3 separate regions of the Homo sapiens genome follow, and all the other regions are linked to region 3. Evidence: read pairs that join two places in POLR2A ChIA-PET (ENCODE). Cell type or tissue: PC-9. All regions are shown on one strand.

Region 1 (2,500 bases), 210 kb before region 3:
AGTCCAAATGCCTGCAGAGAGTCCTGTGGGACTCAGAAAAGCACAGGGACTAGAGCAAGCTTGTTCAACCTGAGGCCTGTGGGCCACATGTGGCCCAGGACAGCTTTCAATGTGGTCCAACACAAATTCATAAACTTTCTTAAAACATTACAAGGTTGGGCGCAGTGGCTCACACCTGTCATCCCTGCACTTTGGGAGGCCAAGGCGGGCGGATCACAAGAGGTCAGGAGTTTGAGACCAGCCTGGCCAACATGGTAAAAACCCGTCTCTACTAAAAATACAAAAATTAGCCGGGCGTGGTGGCACACACCTGTGGTCCCAGCTACTCAGGAGGCTGAAGCACAAGAATCGCTTGAACCTGGGTGGTGGAGGTTACAGTAAGTCGAGATTGTGCCGCTGCACTCCAGCCTGGGCGACACAGTGAGACTCTGTCTCAAAAAAAAAAAAAAAAAAAAAAAAAAAAGAAAAAAAGAAAAAAAGTTAGGAGATTTTTTTGCAATTTTTTTAAAGCTCATCAGCTATCTTCAGTGTTAGTGTATATTATGTGTGGCCCAAGACAATTCTTCTTCCAATGTGTCACAGAAGAGTTCAAAAGACTAGATACCCCTGGACTAGAGGGTCTAGGCCCTGTGGAAGGAGGAGAGAAGTAGAGGGTTACTTAAGTCTGGGTAAGAGGCACCCCAGTTCCTCCTCATGCTCCATGTACCCTTTCTCCCCTCCACAGAGAGAAGGGAAAAGCTGTGTAGGGCATGAACCAAGGAGGGTCCATGTGGGTTGGGAAGGCCAAGGCCTCTGCACAGGCAGATTATGTGCATCTCATGCGGCTGTCAGCATAGGGGTTCCAGAAGAAGACAACAGAGGGAATATGGGGGAAAGGATATTATATTTAAAGAGATAAACAGCTGAGAGTTTTCTAGAATAAAGAAAGAATATAAATCCTTAGGATGAAAGGGCAAGAGTCCCTAAAAGAATGCTAAAACGAAATTTACATCTAGATCCACTGTGGTGAAACAAAAGAAAGAAATCCTTAAAAGCAACCAGGGATAAAATACAGACTGTTTAGAAAGAAAAAATAAACTGTTAGCAAATAACAGCAAGAAAAACTGTAAGATAATTGGGAATAAATAAATAATATATATATAAGGCCTTGACAGAAAAAAAAGAAAAAGATAATAAGGGATATTTTTTCAAAACCAACCCTAGTGATAATAAAGATACCAGTTCCATGAATAGGAAGATGCAAAACTTTTAAGATACCAATTTTCATCAAATTAATACATAAATTAAATATCATTCAAAATAAAATCTTAACAGGGTGTTTTGTTGGAATGTAAATGCCAAGCCTCAAATTCATGCGGAATATTTAAGGTTTGCATTTTAAAAACACCATGTTGGGAGAAAGAAGCCAGACCCAAAGCCTGAAAACACGATTCCACTTCTGTGAATGAATGAACCTAAACCACACACTAAGCAGTAAAACGAGACAGGAAAGCGCAAAGATGATGACTATGTGTGCTAGGAGGGGTCACAGAAGGGAGGGAGAAAGAAGGGGAAGGGGTCACAGGAGGGAGGTGGGAAGGAGGAAGAGAGGTGGGAAGGAAGGGGGGCACCATGGGCTGCGGGGCTGGCCAGGCATGGTCTGTACCTGCATGGTGGATTATGGGTATATTTGCTTTATAGTGATTTGCAAGGCTTTGTGACAGTTAGTTTGTGTTGTATATCACAATTAAGAGTTAAAAGACAAAGAAATAAAAAACCCAGAAAAGGCAAGGCAATTTTAAAGAAACGTAAGTCCTATCAGATTTCAAGACATACTATAAAGTTTGGCTACCTAAAACAGTGTGGTCTTTATCTAGGGTTACTTAAATAGACCAAGAGAACAAGAGCCTAGAAATAGGATCCTCAGTGTAAGGGCACCTGGTATTCAGCAGACATGGGTAAATTGGGAGGGAAGGGGCACATGGGCTATACACAAGGAAGAGACAGAACAGGGCCCCTTCCTGACACCAAACGTAAACTTGCAATGGAATAAGAACTCAAATAGAATTCATGAAATTGTAAATCTTTCTGCACAAAATACAGAAGGAATACCTTTTTGGCACTGGGGTGGCAAAATATTTTAAATTAAGAAACATAAGGTACAAACTAGAAAAGAAAACACACACTGGTCTACTTTACAATTTAAAAGCTGTAGTATGCCAAAAGCTACCATAAATGAAATGAAAACACAAGAGGCCTGAAGAAAGTATTCAGAATTCATACAGCCAACCAAGGCAGCATTCAGAACATATCAAGAAACCCTAGGAATGTGTAAGAAAGAGCCCAGTTTTAAAAGCATATGAAAAGGTAATTTCAGAAGAGAAAACTCAAATGGCTGACAAACTCATGAAAAGATGTTTATCCTCACTTGTTTTTAGGACTCTGAAATCTAAAATGAGCAATCTTAAATACAGCAACTGGCAAAAATGTAAAGCTCCTCTAACATCCAGTTTTATCTCTT
Region 2 (2,500 bases), 230 kb before region 3:
AGCCTATTACTTGCTAACATAAATATAGATTTTTGAAATAAAAAATAACCATGTTTTCCCAAACAGAATTACTGAGAAGAGTGGCACTGTTTTCCATTTTTGCAAATCTCTTTAATGTCTGACTTACTAGAAGGTTGCTGGATTCTCCCATCTGCTTCTGCATTCGATTTTGTTCTGTTACTCTGGTTTTTGAAGTACATGAAGCAAATCCAGCCACATAGATACACAGTTAGAAAAGAAAGGGAGAGTACATTAAGGGCCTTTTCGGATGACTACAGACATCCTCCCCTTTGATGCTACTCAATGCATCCCTGTTGCTTTCAGAATCCGACAGAAATTTCTTACCTGGGCTTACCAGACTCCTGTCTGCCACTGGAGTCACTTTCTCACAACACCGCCCTCACATTCTCTACTCCTGCTGGGGAGCCTGCTCTCACCACCCTGTACTCCTCTGCGTGCTCTCACACCTCACCATCCCTTCCCCAGGACAGCTCTCAGCACATCCCATTTCACTTGCAGGCTAACCGGCCTGAATCTCACAACAGCCTATTAGCTCCACGGGGACTGTGATTCTCCATCTTGTCCTGTTTGTAGACCTGGCCTCCTGTACGACCTGGCATATGCAAGCACTCAAGAAACAGTTGCAAAATGGATAACTGAATGGACAAAGACATAGTGAGGCATATTGCTGAGTTAAGGCGTATGGGGTTTTCTTAGCCAAGACTGTAGTTAGTTGGGATATGAAGACCCAGGTGATGGGTTACTAATGAAGGCGGGGTGGAAGGGGTGAGAGGGGTTAAAGCAAGGAGGCTCCCAAAGGACATGCTTGATACCTACATTCTTCATGGACATAGCATCCTCTTCTAATACAAGAACCAGGAGTTACAAAGAAGCAATGCTGGGAAACTGGTGAAACCACAAATGGCAGCTCCTCATAGAAGACAGTTATTTGCAATTCCCTGTGCTCTGTGGAAGCTGCAGCTTTTGGTGTAAGTATGAATATGCTTACACTTAGTTTTACTCATTTGCCTTCTATGCGTAGTGCGCTGTCCTGGGGCCAGATAAGGAGGCTGTGACACAGAGAAATGACTAATTTCCTATGGCCCTGAAAAGAGTTTGGCTGAGATAACAAAACAAACGTACATTAAAAACTAAACAAGAAGCACTTCAGGACTGAACGAGAGGCATCTTGTTAGACTTAAAACTGTAGTCACGTGTCGCTTAACAACAGGGCTTCATTCTGAGAAATGTGCTGTTGGGTGACTTTGTTGCTGTGTACTTACAGAAACCTAGATGTGATCGCCTACTACACACCAAGGCTGCTTGGTGTAGCCTATGGCGACCAGGCTACAAACCTGTACAGCAAGTCACTGTGCTGAATACTGGAGGCAGCTGTAACACAATGGTAGTTGTGTATCTAAACATAGAAAAGACATAGCAAAAATATGGCATCATAATCTTATGAGACCACTGTCATACATGCAATCTGTCATTGACCAAAACATATTGTTATGTGGTGCATGACTACAAGAGTGAGCACAATACAGAGAGAAAAGACACCACAGAGGCTGCTGTCCTCAGCAAAAGCTTTGTGGCAAAACTGGGGAAAAACCAAACAAAGCCCAAAAAAAGAAAACCAAACAAAGCCCACCACCAGAACCACACACAAACTGGCAACACATTCACCACTTGGATAAGAGATGGGGCAACGCGAGGCCCAGAAGAAACCATGCTGCATATTTGAAAGCCTTGGTTCCTTGGTAAAGTCTTAAAAATAGGAACCTTAGAAAACTCAGAAGACTGAATCTAACCCTGTCATGTGAAGTGCCACCCATGATCTTTGTGTCGTGCTATAAAAACAGTGTATTGTATCTTTCTGTGCTGCTTAGCAGTAGTCTCAGTAGGTATTGGAAAAAATAATAAACTAGAGGGAAAGGAGATGATCGCTTGAACAAAGTCCCAGGCTAGTTTTGCAGCTCTCGGTTTCACTTTTCCTTTGTGGTTTCTCACAGTGACCAGTGTTGATGGATGAGATACTTCAAACAGTACTATTTCTTCTAGGCAGAACAGAAGGCAGTTTCCATGGCAATACGATCAGGAGACACAATACATCCTGTTGCTCAGTTTTGAGAACCTTTTGGCTTAGGGGACAGAAGTTTCCAACTATCGGCTGCCCTCTGCCCCGTCTCTTCTTCCTCTGTCTTGCTCTAGTCGGCTGGAGTCCCAAAGGCCACACGCCTTGCCTGTGCATTCCATGCAGGGGCTAAAAGGGTCAGGGCCACAGCTGGTGTTCCAGGGACTGATTGGGGATGGCAATGAGGACAGAAGGTGCAAAGACATCTACAGAGTACATCGGGAAGCTCCAGCACAGCTTAGGATGCAACCCAACAGCCCCTGCAAGGGATGCTTCTACTGTGTACAGTCTGACAGACATGTGTCCCAAGTCTTGTTTACTTTAATGACATTTCTTTTCAGAGGCCTGACATACCTAGCACAGCTG
Region 3 (2,500 bases):
TTCACATAATGACTTATATTCCTTTGGGTAGATTCCTGGTAGTGGGATTGCTGGATCAAATGGTAGTTCTCCTTTTAGTTCTTTAATGGTAGATCTACTTTTAGTTTTTCTTTTTTGTTTTGTTTTTTGTTTTGAGACAGTCTCGCTCTGTCGCCAGGCTGGAGTGCAATGGCGCGATCTCGGCTCACTGCAACCTCCGCCTCCCAGGTTCAAGTGATTCTCCTGCCTCAGCCTCCCGAGTAGCTGGGACTACAGGCGTGCACCACCATGCCCAGTTAATTTTTGTATTTTTAGTAGAGACAGGGTTTCACCATGTTGGCCAGGATGGTCTCGATCTGTTGACCTCGTGATCTGCCTGCCTTGGCCTCCCAAAGTGCTGAGATTACAGGCGTGAGCCACTGTGCCCGGCCTACTTTTAGTTTTTAGTGCTTGTCTGTTTGGATCATCACACATTACTTGCTCCCTGCTGCCAGGCCTCAGTCTGCGCTACACCCATATACTACTTATTTTCTAGACTTCCAAAGTGCTGGGCACCACCCAGTCCTCTGCCAGGCACGGTCCTCTCTGCAGGTGATCCGCTGCCTGTGTGGGGGTCTCCTCCCTCCAAGCAACCATTTTCACCCACAGGCATGTCTCAACTCCAGGTGCAGACCCCTCCCTGACTGTCCTGTTCCATCAACTCCGGTTCTGTTAAAAGGATGTGAACTTTACAGACTTCCCAGCAAGGCAGCTCCTTGGAGGCAGAGACCTCATTTGGAATACGCTCAACTATATTAAAATGTGATTTTGCTCAACCATATGAAACACTCAGTTGTTAGGACAAAAAAAAAAAAAAACCCTGCTTTTCACATTCCCATTTTACCTCTACAATGTATCATTTCATCAAACACCAATTCACAAATGGAACTTACATAGCTCGTTAACTACAGTGTTTTATTCTCTTATGAAAATATGTCAGAAAGATTTGAGAGTCTGGGACTGTGGTGAAGCCCCCATCAGCCCGGGCATATGGTGGGGGAGGTCAGGAACATTTTCTTCCAGCTCTCTTCAGACAGCAGCCAGACAGTTTTCAGCGCCTTTTTTTTTTTACCGTTTTGGTGACTCATTTCCTCACTTGAGACACAGAAATATGAATGCAGTGTCAACCAACCATAAAGGAGTGTTACGAGAGTTCTGGTCATGGAGTAATCATAATTGTATTTGGTATATGATTTGACCGTATTTATTCATAATATAATACTCTAGGGTTTGAACATCTTATTTTTGGTTCTGCTGTGAACTATATAGAACGTGATGGAAAATCACTCCCTGCACATTACCCTGGGCTGCAGTGTCCATAAAAGGCGATATGCTGGCTCAAGAAATTGAAATTGAATGATTTCATAACCAACCTGTGAGCCTCGCTTCCTCCTTCACATATGAAAGCACGTTGGCACAGAGGGGAGAAAATTTTTTTTTCATATGTTTCCACCTCACAGCTCCTTTTCTAGGTCTCCTAGTTGGAAAGACATTGATTTCTACGTGGGAAGACTTTTGCACCTGCAAGAATCCTTCACGGTCATATAGTGTCACCTCTCTCCCAAGGCAGAAATCCCATCTGCAATATTGATCAATGACCTGTCAAGGATGAATTAATTGAGTGCCTACTATGTGCTAGCTAGGCATTGTGCTGAGCCTCACACAATGGCAGACCCTGAGATAAGAATTCAAGTGCCAGGAATTTGAGAAAGGGTCCCGGAAAACACTGGAAATAGTGGACATGAGACAGAGAAGACAAGAAAGCCAATAAAGGATGCACATTATCAAGCAAATTACCACCATGGGCAGATAGAGCTCGATCCCACTAGAGAATTCTGAAAACCAAGACTCAGAATTCATCCAACCAAGGGGCCAGGGATCTGGGGTATTAATCCACCAATTCTCCATCTGTCATGGGTTCAGGCTGCTTTCAGGGGAATGAAATTTCCAGCATGTCTGGCTTCTCCATGCATGGGCACAGTGTGTTTTCAAGGTCAGAAAAAAAAAGGCTTTGAGTGGAGATTTTCAGGGGTCAGCTATAAGTAGAAGTGAATGCCAGTGGGAGGTGGGGCCACTGATACCATCTGCTACATTCAGGAAGACAGAGAATTAAGCTCTTCTCCCTACTTTTGATCTGAAGGAGCAAACGGGGACATTTGCTCCTTGAATCCAGTGGAATCCAAGGGGAAAGCCCTGGAGCAATGGAGGTGATGAGTTTGAACGAAGATGTACAAAACCTGAGTTAACTGAGCGTGCAGATGAGCAGAGAGAAGAAAAATGGCTCTAGATGACATCAGGCCATGACTAGTCATCAGTTGCCACATGAGGTTTTCAGGAATGACATGGAAATACCAGCTTTCCACAGCTGTCTGGCTCTCCCCAGGGAAATGGGAAACCCTGGTACAGAGTCGAACCTTGGGCAAAAGGGTTGGAAGGAAGCAGGTGATCTGGGCAGAGCTGCCAGCTCTTCCTCCTTCCCTGG

Evidence for each region. ChIA-PET counts read pairs that join two places held together with the same protein. Peaks named below come from ENCODE experiments on the same cell type or tissue, not always from the same donor. Only the 100,000 strongest peaks of a DNase experiment are listed, where the experiment ranks them.
Region 1: POLR2A ChIA-PET joins it to region 3 with 6 read pairs; 2 of 35 experiments call an interaction of 5 or more read pairs at or near these places.
Region 2: POLR2A ChIA-PET joins it to region 3 with 5 read pairs; 2 of 35 experiments call an interaction of 5 or more read pairs at or near these places.

What each region holds. Positions count from the first base shown.
Region 1 is chr13:99,336,011-99,338,510 of GRCh38, reverse strand. All of the region lies in intron 6 of UBAC2 (UBA domain containing 2), which reads right to left. Among named protein-coding and RNA genes, the nearest start is that of FKSG29, 14 kb to the left of the region's middle. In PC-9, no CTCF peak of the experiment used is centred here; no DNase peak of the experiment used is centred here.
Region 2 is chr13:99,356,051-99,358,550 of GRCh38, reverse strand. The region is part of intron 7 of UBAC2 (UBA domain containing 2); the gene reads right to left. It overlaps MIR623 (microRNA 623), which reads right to left and starts at 2,420; the gene lies at 2,323-2,420. RefSeq lists an enhancer at 2,154-2,393. In PC-9, no CTCF peak of the experiment used is centred here; no DNase peak of the experiment used is centred here.
Region 3 is chr13:99,123,750-99,126,249 of GRCh38, reverse strand. No RefSeq gene overlaps it. Among named protein-coding and RNA genes, the nearest start is that of DOCK9-DT, 38 kb to the right of the region's middle. RefSeq lists an enhancer at 1,082-1,181. In PC-9, no CTCF peak of the experiment used is centred here; a DNase peak (open chromatin) is centred at 1,119; H3K4me3 peaks cover 538 bases.